Regions from separate parts of the Homo sapiens genome. Here region 1 is linked to region 2. A link is an interaction called in ENCODE POLR2A ChIA-PET data of the cell type or tissue named here. Cell type or tissue: OCI-LY7. All regions are shown on one strand. Links, peaks and the distances in the headings refer to the core of each region. The heading gives the core; the rest is flanking DNA. Region 1 has its middle 84 kb from the start of LINC02621. Region 2 overlaps ARID5B (AT-rich interaction domain 5B).

Region 1 (8,347 bases), core at 308-8,307, 160 kb after region 2:
TTCAATAAAATTAATGATTTTTAACTGTTCCATCAAGGATATTAAATAAAACTGTCTTTTTCTTTCCCTTTGAGTGCACTTCAGTGAAGAATATGACTACTAATATAGCCTTGGCGTTTCTGCTAAGGCACCAAAAGTTTTATCCAATATAGCCTTTTTATCATCAGTGCAAATGTCAACATAATGAAGAATGCAAGTGACTTTTTTTTTTTTTTTGATACGGAGTCTCGCTCTGTCGCCCAGGTTGGGGTGCAGTGCCGCGATCTCCACTCACCGCAAGCTCCGCCTCCCGGGTTCACACCACTCTCCTGCCTCAGACTCCTGAGTAGCTGGGACTACAGGTGCCTGCCACCATGCCCGGATAATTTTTTGTATTTTTTAGTAGAGACGGGGTTTCAGCGTGTTAGCCAGGATGGTCTCGATCTCCTGACCTCGTGATCCACCCGCCTCGGCCTCCCAATCTTTTTAGTGCTTTTATAAAAATAGTTTTGCCCTCTCAGATCATCCAAAGGTGTCAGAGACACACCCCTTACCTGCCCCTACCACCAGAGATTTGTGGACCACGCTTTGATAACCACTGTTATATGCCAACCTGCTAAACATGGATTCACATTAACTGAAATCACTGAGCAATTTAGAGCAATTTATTATTTTGGTATATTATCTTCTTGACAAAAAAAGGAAATATACATCCATATTAAGTGGGAAAACATCACATTTTAAAAACGATAAATTATAACTTTTTAGTAATCAGTTCTAGGGGAGAATTAAAACACTCAGACTGGTAAAGTTGGTTAAAAAAAAAGCAAACAAACGAAAACAACCCTCAGAGCTGGTGGAGTTCAATGTTATACCCAGTGGAAGACTATTTAGAACAATAAATGCCGTGGTTTCTGTTTGATGGATTACTTTGCAGGAACTGAGAGGGCCATGCAATGAGCCATGTGGTATGGCAATTTTCCAAATCACATAAAATTAAAAATGCAAGGAAATCCTTAATGCTTAAGTTACCACAAACAGGTTTGTGAATTAAAACAATAACAATAAAAGCAATAACACAAAACTAAATTTTCAGAGGAGGCAGTTACCACATATAGTACTGATTTGTCATCACCAGTATAAACTTACTAACACTCAGAGATCCAGGGCTAAGGAAAGAGGAGTTTAATCCAAACTCAACCATTTACTAGCTGTGTAACCACGAGCAAGTGTCAGTATACCTGTTAGGTCTCAGTTTTCACATGTGTAAGATAGGAGTAACAGTCCATCCTCGTAGTATTGTTATATTACATGACCTGATGTATTTAAAGTGTTGAAAAGTACGTGGTACAGAGTAGACAGTAAAAATGTTCCTGTGAAAGTTTTAGGAGGTAGGTAGTAACACAATAGAGAAACCGCAAAGCTTATCTAACAAGATGGCCTTTACTGTACACCCTAAAGAAACCACTAAAACAACAGAGTTGGATCTTAAAAAGGCAATAAGGGTGATACATGAAATAATTTTAAAAGCCTAGTTAATCCAGAAAAAGGCAGAAAAAGAAGAACAATGAACTGATGGGACAAATAGAAAACAGCAAGATGATAGATTTAAACCTAATCACATCAATAATCACATTAAACATAAATGATCTAAACAGCTCAATTAAAAAGCAGAGACTGTCATATTAAAAAACAAGACCTTAGCTGTATAATGCCTACAAAAAACTTGCATTAAATACAAAGAACAAATGGGGTTAAATGTAAAAGGATGAAAAGAGATAACCATGGTATTACATGGAAAAGAAAGAAAAAGAAAGCTGGAGAGGCTATGTTAGTATCAGAGGAAGTAGTTCAGAGCAAAGAATAGTGCCAGGGAGAAAGAAGGTCATTTCATGATGATGAAGAGATTGGTCCATCAGGAGAACATAAAAATCCTAAATACTAATGAACTAGTAACAGATTTTCAAAAGACATTAAGTAAAAACAGATAGAACTGCAAGGAAAAATAAATCTATAATTCGAGGTGATTTTAATGCCTCTCTCTCAATAATAAACAGGTAGATAAAATTCAGTAGGTATATAGAAGACTTGAACAACACAATCTGTCAACTGAATTTAATTGATACTTAAAGAACACTCCACCTAATAACAGCAAATTAGACATTTTTTTCAAGTGCACATGAAATATTTACAAGGACAACCACGTTCTGGGCCATAAAACAGATCTGAATATTTTGAAAAGAATTCAAGCCACAGATAGTATGTTTTCTAACACAACAGTATTAAATTAGAAATCAATACCGGGAAGATCTTTAGAAAATCTACAAATATTTAGAAATTAAATAACACTCTTCTAAATAACTCATGATAAAAGAAGGGATGAAAGAAATTTTTCTTGATTTGCATTTCTCTGATGGCCAGTGATGATGAGCATTTTTCATGTGTCTTTTGGCTTCATAAATGTCTTCTTTTGAGAAGTGTCTGTTCATATGCTTTGCCCACTTTTTGATGGGGTTGTTTGTTTCTTGTAAATTTGTTTGAGTTCATTGTAGATTCTGGATATTAGCCCTTTGTCAGATGAGTAGATTGCAAAAATTTTCTCCCATTCTGTAGGTTGCCTGTTCACTCTGATGGTAGTTTCTTTTGCTGTGCAGAAGCTCTTTAGTTTAATTAGATCCCATTTGTCAATTTTGGCTTTTGTTGCCATTGCTTAACCCAAATGTCCAACAATGATAGACTGCATTAAGAAAATGTGGCACATATACACCATGGAATACTATGCAGCCATACAAAATGATGAGTTCATGTCCTTTGTAGGGACATGGATGAAGCTGGAAACCATCATTCTCAGCAAACTATCGCAAGGACAAAAAAACCAAACACCGCATGTTCTCACTCATAGGTGGGAATTGAACAATAAGAACACATGGACACAGGAAGGGGAACATCACACACTGGGGCCTGTTTTGGGGTGGGGTGAGCGGGGAGGGATAGCATTAGGAGATATACCTAATGTTAAATGACGAGTTAATGGGTGCAGCTCATCAACATGGCACATGTATACATATGTAACAAACCTGCACGTTGTGCACATGTACTCTAAAACTTAAAGTATAATGAAAAAAAAAAAGAAATTGGTTTTTTTTTTTTCACCATGGAGTGTCGCTCTGATGCCAGGCTGAAGTGCAGTGGCACAATCTCGGCTCACTGCCACCTCCGCCTCCTGGGTTCAAGTGATTCTCCTGCCTCAGCCTCCCAAGTAGCTAGGACTACAGGCTTGTGCCACCATGCCAAGCTAATTTTTGTATTTTTAGTAGAGACGGAGTTTCACCATGTTGGCCAGGATGGTCTCAATGTCTTGACCTCGTGATCTGCCCACCTAAGCCTCCTAAAGTGCTGGGATTGCCACCACGCCTGGCCGAAAGGAAAATTTAAAAGTGTTTTGAGGATACGTGCGGTGGCTCACGCCTGTAATCCCAGCACTTTAGGAGGCTGAGGTGAGTGGATCACTTGAGGTCAGGAGTTCAAGGCCAGCCTGGTCGACATGATGACTCCCCACCTCTACTAAAAATACAAAAATTAGCTGGGCGTGGTGGCATGTGCCTGTAATTCCAGCTACTCAGGAGGCCGAGGCAGGAGAATCGCTTGACCCTGGGAGGCAGAGGTTGCAGTGAGCCGAGATTGTGCCACTGCACTCCAGCCTGCGTGACAGAGTGAGATTCCATCTCAAAAAAACAAACAAAAAAACCCCAAAATGTGTTTTGAATGGAATAAAAATGAAAACACAGAGGAATAAAATTCGTAGGATGATGCTAAAGTTGAACACAGGAGAGAACTGATGCACTAAGTGCCTGTAGTAGGTAAGAAGAGCAGTCTCAAATCAGCTTCCATCTTAAAAAACTAGAAAACATAAAACAAATGAAATCCAATGTATACAGAAGAGAAAGCATAGAAAGCAAGTAGAAATCTGCGAACTTGAAAACAAAGAAATAAAGAAAGTTGATAAAATCAAAACTGATATTTTAGATCAATAAAATTAATAAACCTCTAGCCAGAATAGTCAGGAAAAAAATGAGAAGAAATTACCAATATAAGGATAGAGAGGTGACACTACAATAGTGTCTACAGATATTAAAAAGGTAATAAAGGAATATTACAAACAATGTTATGCTAGTAAATTTGAAAACCCAGAAGAGATGTATAAATTCCTTGGAAGATACAAACGGCTAAAGATTTCTCAAGAATAAATAGATAAACTAAATAGCTCTACACCTATTAAAGGAATTAAATTTTTTGTTTAAACTTTCAAAGAAAGAAAAATTCAGGCCCAGATGGCTTTACTAATGAATGCTATCAAACATTTAAAGAGAAAATAATACCAAGTTTAGGCAAGCTCTTCCAGGAAATTGAAGAGGATGAAATATTTTGCAACTCATTCTTTGAGGTCAGCATTAGCCTGATTCTGAAATCTGACAAAAACATACAAGAAAAGAAACTACAAACTCAAATCCCTCGTGAACATGTAAGCAAAAACGCTGAATAAAATTTTAGCAAATTGATTGTACCAATATATAGAAAGGATAATGATGAAGTGGTCATTTATCCCATGAATATAAGTTTAACTTTTTAAAATCACCATATATAAGTCACCAATGTAATTCACTACATTAGCAAACTAAAAAAGAAAAAACGTGATTATCTCAATAGATGCAGAAAACGCCATTGACAAAATATAACACTATTCCTGATAAAAATTCTCAGCAATCTAGGAATGCAAGAGAATTCCTTAACCTAATAAAGAACATCTATGAAAGATCTATAGATAACATCTCACTTAGTGATGAAGAACTGGATGTTCCTGCTAAGGTCAGAAATAATACAAGAATTTCTGCTCTCACCACTTCTATTCAGCATTATAGTGGAAGTTTTAATTAGTGCAGTAAGGCAAGAAAAAGAAAAAAAATAAATTCAGATTGCAATGAAAAAAAGTAAAACTGTATTTAGAGATGACATAATCATCTATGTTAAAATCCAATGGATTCCATAAAAAACCTATTGGGACTAATAAGTGAGCTTAGCAAGGTTGCATGATACAAGATTAATATACAAATATCTACTGCATTTCTATATGTTGGCAATGAAAGAAGATATTGAATTCAAAAATATGATTTACAATAGCACCACAAAAATGAACTAGTTAGGAATAAATTTGACAAATGATGTGCAAGATCTGTACCCTAATAACTATAAAATATTTCTGAGAGAAATTAAGGAAGACTTAAACAAATGGAAAAATATCCTGTGTTCCTTGGCCAGATGACAGTTAAGATATCAGTTTTGGCTGGGAATGGTGGCTCATGCCTGTAATCCCAGTAATTTGTGAGGCTGAGGCAGGAGGATCACTTGAGCCCAGAAGTTCGAGACCAGCCTGGGCAACACAGTGAGACCCCATCACTACAAAAAACCAAAAACTTAGCTAGGCGTGGTGGTGCATGCCTGTAGTCCCAGAGACTTGGGAGGTTAAGGAGGGAGGAAAACTTGAGACCAGGAGGTCAAGGCTGCAGTGAGCTGTGATTGTGTACTGCACCCCAGCCTGGGTTACAGAGTAAGACCCTGTCACAAAAAAAGAAAAAAAAAATGTAACTTTTCCCAAATGAATCTATAGATTAAATATAATCCCAGTCAAAATGACAGCAGGAGTTTTGTAGAAATCAACAAGACAATTCTAAAATTCATATGGAAATGCAAAGAATCTCAAATAGCCAAAACAATTTTGAAAAATGATAAAGTTTTAGAAACAATAACCTGGTTTTAACACTTATCAGAAAGCTGAAGTAATTAAGACAATGTAGTATTGGTGTAAAGATAGAACAACAAATCAATGGAACAAAATAGGGAGTGTCTGAATAAAAAAATTGCTCACAAATACATGAACAATTAACTCTACAAACTCTACAACTGTAAAGGCAATTCAGTGAAGAGAAAGTAGTCTTTTAAATAAAGGGTGCTAGAGTAATTGGATATTCATATGCAAAAAAATTAATCGATATATCACACCATATACAAAATAAACTATAAAACAGATCGCAGACCAAAACTGTACAATTTTTGGAAGTAAAAAATGTATGAGAAATATCAGTGACACTGGGTTAGGCAAACACTTCTTAGACATGACAACAAAAACATGGTTCGTAAAATAATAAAATAAAAACCAAGATTCTGATAAATCTGATCTCATCAGAATTAAAAGCACTGGTCAGAGAGTGAACAAATAAGCGAAAGTCTGGGAGGAAATACTTGCAAACCACATATCTGATAAAGGACATGAATCCAAAGTACACAAGTAACTTCTGAAACATAATGAGAAGAAAAAATCTAATTTTAAATGAGCAAAAGATTTGAACAGATATATAACCAAAGAAGATATACCGATGGGAAGAATGCACATGAAAAGATGTTCTACATATTTAATCACAAGGAAAATGGAAACTGAAACCTTTAGAAGATACTACTATCTACCAATTAGAATGGCTAAAATAAAAAAGTTGGCTACCACTATACATATATAGTGAAATTTTACATAAATGGATAATGGATGGTAGGAGCCAGGTGTTTCACTGTTCCAGTGAGAGGTTACAGATGATCAAGGGGAGGGGGCTAGACTGATCTTTGTGGTCACGGTTTAGAGTTGAAGACATCAGTTTAAACTCATGTTTAGCTTAATATAGATAGAAGTATTTATAGATATGAATATATACATTCATATATACACATATATTTTCTTCTGTCTGCAGAGGCTAGAAGCAATGAAATCCCAGTAAAAATGAGCACACTAAACTACAAGATCTTGGTTTCTAATACCATTCTTGAAATAAAATAAACTAGGGCTCTTTGGAGAAATGGCTGGTTCTAGGATTGGGGGAGGAAATATACAGGAGGAGCCTGGAGTATTTTGTTTTACCAAAAAGAAAAGAAGTGCTCAAATAAAAACACATTGATGGAGGCATGTCAAAGGAACAGAGGAGCCAACTGAAAGCTCCCACCAGCCTGACATGGTGTTTGTCAGCTTCTTCTATTCTGAAGCTACTGGGTTTTTTTCCTACCTTTTCATACTGTACTCTTTGAAAGGAAGTCACCAAGTGAAGCACTGGCTTAAGAAGTGAAGTTATGCTTCACCTCCTTGATAGTAGAGAATCTGCATATTTTGAATTCTTCTTTCCTATTATTTACCTATTCAACAATTTATATCAGTATGGATAAAAAATAGTTTTTTACATTCTGTGTTATCATCCAATAATACTTTATTTTGTTGCTCAAGTGTTTCCAGCTTTGGTTATTGAGGGTATTTTTTGGAGCAACAAGATATTCCAGGCTCATCATGTGCTGTCCCTATCCCAGAACCAGAATCAGTCAAGGATCTCTGGTTCCTTTTACTGGAGAATAGTATTTAGAACCAAGATCTGGGGGCTCAGTATGTTTATGGCTACTGGTATGTCATTATTTCTAGGCCTTCTCGATGGACAGAGCTAGGATAGATATGTAAAAAAAAAAATTAGCCCATAGTGATACTTCCAACTGTAACCCAACACTACAGTGTATGTTCTAGTCTTCCCCTTTCCATACATGCAAGTTCCATTACCAACAGTAAGAAACCTGGCTTCCACTATTCTCAATATATATACTCATTTATCAAGTCTAGATTGCACAAAAGATTGTTTCAGAGTTGCTAGTCCAGTCATTGCTATGGAATACAACAATGCAGCACTTAGAGATAAGGAGTTCACTTTCTGTAACAGAGGCAGTAGAGAAAGAAAGTTAAGAGCATAGCTGTGGAGTCAGAATTTGAATCTGTCATTTTCAAAGTGTTTGACTTTGGGCAAGTTACGTTGCCCCTCAAGTATCAGTTTCCTCATCTATAAAATGGGAATAATGATGATATCGACTTCACTGGGTTGTTGTGAAGATGAAATCGTCTATTGTATGGTGGCTGCTATATTTTGGATATTTGTTCCTCCAAATCTTATGTTGAAATTTGATCCCCAATGTTGGAGGCGGGCTTAATGGGAGGTGTTTGGGTCATGGGGGTGGGTCCCTCATGAATAGATTAATGTCCTCACCCCAGGGGTGTGTGAGTGAGTTCTGGCTTTATTAGTTCCTGCCAGAGATGGTTTTTTTTTTGTTTGTTTGTTTGTTTTTTTGTTTTTTGTTTTTTTTTTGAGATGGAGTCTTGCTGTGTCGCCCAGGCTGGAGTGCAGTGGCACTATCTCCACTCACTGCTACCTCCACCTCCCGGGTTCAAGCAGTTCTCCTGCCTCAGCCTCCCGAGTAGCTGGGATTACAGGTGCATGCCACCACGCCCTACTAATTT
Region 2 (8,283 bases), core at 284-8,283:
GAGTAGCTGGGACTACAGGTGCCCACCACCATACCCAGCTAATTTTTGTATTTTCAATAGAGATGGGGTTTCGCTACAGTGGCCAGGCTGGTCTTGAACTCCGACCTCAGGTGATCCGCCCACCTTGGCCTCCCAAAGTGCTGGGATTACAGGCATGAGCCACCGTACCTGGCCTAACAGTGTGAATTTAAACACTGTTATTCACTTCAGCCTTATCTGGCATATGTGGAGCACTTGCCGTAGGTGAATTGTTCGACTAAGACTCAGAGGATGGTGGAGTTTGTGCCTTTAGGAGATTCAGCATTGCGGCTAAGGTTCCATCACTGTACGTAGCTGGCTCTATTCTCATAGGTCAGTGTGCTGTTTGCAGCCTACTGTCCATAAGGCAAACTACAACCCACGGGCCATGTGCAGCGCTCAGCCTGTTACAGAGTTTTATTGGCACACTGCCACACTCATACGCTTACATCTTATCTATGGCTGTTTTTGTGCTATGACAGCTGACTTGAGTATGGCTCACAAAGCTGAAAATACCAACACTCTGACCCTGTACAGAAAAATGTATTGACCTCTGATATAGACCAATGAGGTTCATTAAATTTTAAGACATCATTTCTAAGATACACCATTTTTATATGTGCCACATTGCATATACAATAAAAAGCACTGCTGATTAACAACTGTAAAATGCCATCAATTGAGATGCCACCAATTCTGGAGATATTGAAATTTGAACCAAACAGTGTATCTTACAATTGAAATTTAATACTTTTCAAAGTGATGTTTGAGATTGAGAGGCATTAAAATAAAACCCTGTAAATACGGATTGTCTTAAAGACAATTTTACCCTGCCCATAAGTCAACCAGTCTGTTGCTCCCCACGAAACCTATACTAACAGACCATGTGATAGGACCCAGTGAATTAGAAAAGCACTGGCTTCTTGGCATCTGTCTTCCCAAAGACTGTTGCTAATAATGAGTGGAAGAAATATTTTGGCATTGTCCTCTGATACTATTTTCAACTCCTGTTAGTATAAATATTTGGGGTGTTTCAGTACAGTGGGTTGTGTGGCAGTAAAATTGTTAGTTCTTTTATCTTAGGGCTGGCATATTTGAACAGTATGCCTGTTCTTAAAATGTGTTATGAGGCTATGTACAAAAGGCTTTGTAGTAGTTTGGAATGGGAGGCTTCTCAGATGTTGCTTATGGTTAGATTCTTACTAGTCTGAAAAATATGCTAATTATATACTAGCCTCTGAGCAGAGAGAGTGAACTCAATATTACAATTTTAAACTTCCTCAAAACAAAAACAGGACACCACGTAAGGGGAAGTAGTGATTAATGCATAAACAGTATGTGCCTCGTATGTGTACACAAATTGTCCCTTATGTCTACATACGTTTGTATATTCATATAAACTGCCCAGACAGCAAACATATTTGAAAAAATAAGCCATGACTTTGGGAGGCCAAGGTGGGTGGATCACCTGAGGTCAGGAGTTGAAGACCAGCCTGGCCAACATGGTGAAACCCTGTCTCTACTAAAAATGCAAAAATTAGCCAGGTGTGGTGACATGCCCCGTAATCCTAGCTACTGAGGAGGCTGAGGTGGGAGAATTGCTTGAATCTGGGCATCGGAGACTGCAGTGAGCCAAGATCACGTCATTGCACTCCAGCCTGGGCAACAGAGCGAGACCCCGTCTCGAAAAAAAAAATAAGTCATGGTATTTTGTTTTGTTCTGCTTTTTTTTTTTTCTTCAAAAATAGAAATTTAGGAATTCTGAGTCAGGCCACATATTATTTGGCTAATTCAGCTGCAGAGTAAGTTATTAATGACCCCCAGATGTTGTTTATAGTGATTGGAAATGTTTGGTTGTGAAATAATATTTTCTTTTTTGTGTGTGCAAGTGATATTTCTTAATATGCTCTACAGCATCTGAATAAAAGTTTGATGGCAGAACAGTTTGCATGTCCAATGTAATTGCTTCTAAGTGAGCTCTTCATTCTTCACATTTTTAGCTCTAATTGCTTTTTTTCCCATATGTCTAAAAATAAATATTTGCAAGTTTTGTGTTCTGCTACTCATTGTAATACATAAAATATTTGTACACTGAGCAAAATTCACTGATAATGTTCACAGTGGGCTATTTAGAGAAAGTAAGGTTTGTGTGTAGAGGAGATAAAATACATTTTTATTATTCAATAGTATAAATGCCAGAGAAAGCCATTTATCTTACTTTGAAAGAATATTTTTAAAGAAGTGGCCAGATATTTGACCTCTGAGATGATTTAAATAGATTCAGTTGGAAGAAAAGATCCAGTGTCAAAAATAATCGGGTTTTCTATATAATAGATATTTTAAATGATCTCTGCAAGGTGGCAATTAATTTTTTATTATCAGGGACAGAGGCCCCACTATGTAGATTATCTAAGTCCCTGACTTCCTGGGCAGACCTCCTCTCCCTTCGTTTGAGTTTATTCCAGCTCATTAGCACCTCCATCCGAAGGTTGGCAGAGAAAAGGAGAGGAAGAAAAAATGAAATCACTTCTGCTGCTCTTAATGGCCCTTGGAAAGAATGGATCATGAATGAAACAGAAACCAGTGGGAAAGATAAGCCATTGGATTTTCTGTGTTTTCTTTTATCCTTGCCTTCCTTCGTCACCACAGATAATCAATAGTTGGCTTAAAGACTTTTAAATGAACTGCACATTGGAAGGCTTTGTAGTTGTAATACCAATATCATTATTATCTTTACGTTTCCAAAGACTGGGTGGGTGCCAGAGAGGTAAATATTGCCCGGTCTCCATGTTGGCATGAGACGCGTTCCTGACCTTTTTTTTTTTTTTTCAAACCTGCCCCTCCCCCGCCCCCACCACTGTCGTCTTTTATGCACAGAAGGTAATTTTTTGTGGGTGTTCAGATACAAACATCTGCTTGACCACCCTGTCTTGTGATTATGTCTTATGATCCTGACCTGGTGATATTTTGCATTAATGAAAGTTGGCTGGTTTGGTCTTCCCCATCATATTTACTTCTTAATGTGTTGCTATATTTACAGTTCACCAAGAACAATCTGTGACAAAGATCTGCTTTTATCAGGACAGCTGCCAGATTCATACCACATCTCCAGGTTCTGTTAGACATCACAGTAAAGTAATTCTTTACTGCTTGCTTTACTTGAGCCATCTTTCTAATGTGTATTCTTGAAAGTATCCTGGCTGTATGAATCTCAAATTTCAGTCCCTTTTTTAGACCACCATGCAGCCCAGAGGTTTGGAGCTTTGTCTTGGAAGCTCCTTCCATCAATCAGAATACCAAATTTACATTGTTAGGTTCCCTGGAGGTGTTGGAGCTCTGGATTCAGCAATTATTGTGAATAAGAACCTTGCAGCTAGGGTGAGTGCCAACATTCCAAGTGCTAGCACAATGGAAAAGAGAAGTGGTTTATGTTAGAATATGGTCACATTCTTCTGATTAAACCCACTCAAAAAAGACAACATTGTAATATTTTCCAATGACTGTTTATCATGAATTACGTCAGCCTTCGTTTAAATTGCTATTATTTCTCCTTAATGCTTCTTGGTGCCTGCATAATTTACGGCACTGGCAGCCTCGGGACTATGAAATAACCTTTCACAACCACCGTACAATAGTGAAGAACATGGCGTTTTTGTTGTTAATTATTATAGGACTCCTTTAACTTTTACAAAGTGACATAAAATATTGTTGAGGCATTTATGATTCAAGCTACTTTTACATGGATCTATTTTGCTTCTGGCTAGTTCTTAACTAAAGCAATCATTTGTGGTTATTAGGCCGCCGGAGATATTATGTCAGAACTGGTTTAAGAGTATTATTATGTATCCCATGTCATACACTACATGTCAGCACTTGAGGCTGTCTTTCAATAAAAACAAATGTAATTTTAGTTTGTGCTCTTTTAGGGATTGGCCATTTATAAGCCAACCTGAGTTCATTCGAAGGTGTCCCAACCATTTAGGAGCTTGTTTCAGCCTTCCATCATACACTTTTAGTCTCTTTCCTGTGGATTTAAGACCTTTCCAAAACAAACTTTGGCAAAGGTTTAATTCAGAGTGAAGATTTGCTCCTAGGGAGCCACAGAATTAGCAAGGACTGGTTAATCGCCCAGGGCTGAGCTCGTTCTGATTCCCACATTTTGTGGGTTTTCTTACAGATTTCCTAGGCAGTGAGTCTTCTAATTGTGACCCTCCTAACTGTGACCCTCTGAAGAGAAGCGAGTCTCAGCCCATAGAAGACCCTGCCTTACATTCAAAGAGGCTACCCTAACTTTCTGGCGAGGAGTCTTGAGTAGAAGGGAGGTGGAAACAAAAAAGGATGGGAACATGTTTGAGTTTCCACAAAGCTACACTTCCAAGCAAACTTTGAATTAATATGTCACTCCCCTGGGTTCCAAATACTATGCATATTTTCCAGTCCTTGCTTATTTAAAGCAAGAAAGGAAGGGCGTGCCAGAAAGTTTTACAAAGAATGAAAACACATTAATGACTCATGTGAACAATTACTGATTTTCTTAACATATAATTTCTTAATTACTGTCAACCAAAATAATTTGCATGATAATATTTTTCCTCCCCTCCCCCATCTGTGTTTAAAAGGCATAAAATAATGATCAAAGAGTCTGTTTGATCAATAGTCGGGAAATTTAACTCCTTAATTCTTAGTGGATTGATGGGACTTTGACATCGGATATTCTTCAGAATAATCACCTCCAACACAATGGGCAAAATGAGCTCTCCAGTAAAACAAACAGCTTTGAAAAGAGCTCAGGGGCATTTTCTTTAGCTTGAATTCAAGGAGGAAATTGTGACTTTTATGAAACTTGCATAAATTTACATGTATCCTGTCAGAGTTTTAAAATTAGACAACATGCCTGAATGCCCTGGAAATGAGTCTGCCATCCAGATTTAGAGTGCTTTTAGCTTTTTTAATTAAAGACATTTCACAAGCCAACGCCAGAGAAGAGAATTAAGCATTACATAAGAACATAGCAAAGTTTGAGATTTAATGGGTGAATATTACGAACTTATAAAGGAGATAAAAAGTGTGAAAGGAGCGGTTATTGGGAGTTTTCTACATTTTGTTAAGTGTAAAAAATGGAAAAAATGAAAAGGCCAAGCTGCCATTTGCTGTAGCCCTCGTTCTGGAACTGGTTCAAAGCTCACAGAACTGACTGTGGGACTGTGATGCTTGTTAATGAGCATTTGTGGCAGTGCACTGGGATCATGGGTTTGTCACATGAATATATATATATATATATATATATATATATATATATATATCTCAGAAGATAGAAGACAAAAGTTGTTGCTGCAGTGTGATTGTGAGAAACACAAAACAATCATCCTGAAGACTGCATTTACATAGAGCTCAGTGCCAAGTCCCACAAATACTCACTCTGGATTCTTTAATAACTGCTGATACATAGTTATCGAAAATTGTTTTTAGCTGCACATGCTATACCATTTAAAAAACTTAGACTAAATACTGTCAGCTCTTGTTTGCTTTCCTAGCATGTTATTCATTTATTGAGAAATTTGGAATGTAAAACATCTGGGAATAACTTGGTGTGTGCAAAGGCATCTTTAAAATGTGTATATTTCAGAACTTCTTTGGAGTATTTATTTAGAAATATGGGAAAATTCTGTAAACATGTTCTGGAATATATGTAGCATTTGAATATGAAAGAGGAAGTTGGCATAATTGAAAACCTAAATTCATCTTCTATAAATATTACTCTGTCAGAGGAATGGGTTTCTGAAATTAGAGAATCCAGATTATGGTCAGCGATATTTACCAAGAAGTATCTCCTTTTGCCCTGGACAGAATGTGTGAACCAGAAACATCCATTCTGGCCCTTTCTGGGGTGTAATGTGGTCGTGTGACAATAACTTGGTTTTTTCTACAACAATGTTTATGTCTAAATAAAGAAGTTAATTTATTTCAGCGTTTCAAGGCATGAGTTGGAGCTGTGCAAACCCAATTGCTTAGAGTACAACCACTGTGGTGTTAATAGCTCCCTGGTTTGGTTCAACAGTTAGTCCATATATTTTATAGCCGGGTCTTTAAGAAACCAGTGCCATCACCACAATCATAGCAACTGGGAGATGACACAACATGGAAAGGAGTCAGAGAGGAGAATTTGTTAATGATTTATCAATTTTCTCCTTTTGGGAAAAGTAAATGTAATACCGAATATCACATAACTGTTTTTACTTCTTCTAAATTTCACATTTTGTAACCATTTTAGTAGCTTTAAGCCCTGGCACTGTCCCCCTGTCCCATGTTCTCTTCTTTACTGAACTACAATTCATATAAGTGGAGCTCATACAATGAAGTTTGCCCATATAGTCCAGTGGGCTGGACTGGATAAACTCTAACGTCCTCCAAACACCACTTTCTGGAGATTGCAAAACCCATGTGAGCAATGAGGTTCTCTAGATGGTGTGCGGATTTCCAGTTAAGGGGCACTCTTACTGTAACCACTGTGGCCATGCCATCCTTTGGAAAACCTTACCCATTTACTTGTGTCTCACAGCTGCCCTCCTTTTTGATCCTGATAGAAGCAGGAGGAAGATAAGGGGGAAGGTCCCTGGAGAATCTCCCACTGACCTGTGCACTGGGAGGATGGGGTGGAGCCTTGGGAATTTCACACCTTTCGCAGGAAAGAGGAGCTGGCCCTCTCCTGTTCCTGGGTGGTAACCTGGGATTCAGTCGGTGAGGTAGAGAGCTTGTTAACAAGACTCCATCTCACTTTGCTGTGTTGCTTTTCCTTTTTCCTTTTTGCACAACAAATTCCACTCACCCTTCTATGTGTCCACAAGCCTAGTCCTTCCTGGTCATGTGACAGGAACCCAGTTTTTTTCTACAACAATCCCTCATTTGTGACACTGGCTGTGGATTTCCTATCATTAGAGGGAGATCATCAAAGGAATATTAAAATTAATGTGCTTTCCTTGAGATATTCCCTGGGTCTTGTCTTGTAAAAAACTGAAATGACAGAAAAGAACTGGAAGCAAAATGTAAATTGAAAACAAACCAAAAAAAATCTCCTCATTGTGAACGATTCACAGAGCTCTCCTTTAACTGGAGTACAAGGTTAAATTTGCTCATTGATCAGGGCAGCAGAACCCGTGGTGCCCGTGTTAACGAACTTCCCATCTGTTTTCTTACGAGTTTTGATAAGGTCTTTAGTCAATGCTGGAAACAAGTCAAAGAAACATATCTCTGTGTTTGTCTCTTTGCCCTGCTTGGACTTTCCACACACTGGAGCAAGTCTCCAGCCCCTTTCCCAATACCTAGTGGATGTGGCAGATGATCAGTCATTCAGAGAAGACTGTTTCACACCCCTTACTATGAACAATTCTTATCTGTTCATTAAAGTAACACTTCTCTGTGGACGTGCTTGGTTAGCAAATAGCTGAATGTCTGAAAGTAACAAAATGCTTACTAGAATATTCATCAACTCAGACTTCTTGTGCATTTGCTCCTTAGATTTAGGGCAAGGCACTCTTCCCCATATTGCCTCCTTTGGCCATCATCATTCATAGTATATTAACTGAGTGGGCCTGAAAGAAGTATTGTTATCTTGAGAGCTCCATGTATTTGCATGTATGACACAGAATCCTTTTGAGTCTTCTCACACCAACTGAACCAAATCCTATATTTATGCACATGTGAGCAGGTCACTGCCACATTTTGAGTCATATTCTTGTACCAGAAGAATAAAGTACTGCAGAGCTGAAGGATTTGGTCAGTGAAAGGTTGATTTGGAAAGTGGAAGAGGATAAGGAATTTAAAGCAGACTGTCAAGTCAGAAACAACAGACTCTTGGTGAGATTAGGAAAGAAAAAAGGAAGTGGGGGAATACATAGCTGCAACCTTGATTTAAAAGACAAGTAGCGATGTGATATTAATCAAGCAAAAGGAAGCCTTACTTATAAAATGAGTAAGAATGGCACTTTTTAAGAGAGCTATTTCTGATCTCCAAATCAAGCCACAAATATTTATTGAATAGTGACTGTTCTGCCCTGAACTGTGCCCTAGGCACATTGAAGGACACAGACTGTTTGGGAGACTAAGTAAAGTAGTCGTTATGATCAGGGTCACATACGTGTAGATAAAGTGGTGTTCCCTTTGAGTCTTGGATACCGATAGGCTTCTGTATCCACACAAAGATATGGAAAACTCTGATTTAAGTGCCTGCCCCCTCTGCAGCTTCACTTTCAAGCCTTGATTTCCCTA

What was found. Peaks named below come from ENCODE experiments on the same cell type or tissue, not always from the same donor. Only the 100,000 strongest peaks of a DNase experiment are listed, where the experiment ranks them.
Region 1: POLR2A ChIA-PET joins it to region 2 with 5 read pairs; 7 of 35 experiments call an interaction of 5 or more read pairs at or near these places.

What each region holds. Positions count from the first base shown.
Region 1 is chr10:62,171,038-62,179,384 of GRCh38, forward strand. No RefSeq gene overlaps it. Among named protein-coding and RNA genes, the nearest start is that of LINC02621, 84 kb to the right of the region's middle. In OCI-LY7, for the core only: no CTCF peak of the experiment used is centred there; no DNase peak of the experiment used is centred there.
Region 2 is chr10:62,015,749-62,024,031 of GRCh38, forward strand. All of the region lies in intron 4 of ARID5B (AT-rich interaction domain 5B), which reads left to right. Among named protein-coding and RNA genes, the nearest start is that of ARID5B, 120 kb to the left of the region's middle. In OCI-LY7, for the core only: a CTCF peak has its summit at 2,521; DNase peaks (open chromatin) are centred at 1,317 and 4,872; H3K4me3 peaks cover 4,149 bases; H3K27ac peaks cover 3,481 bases.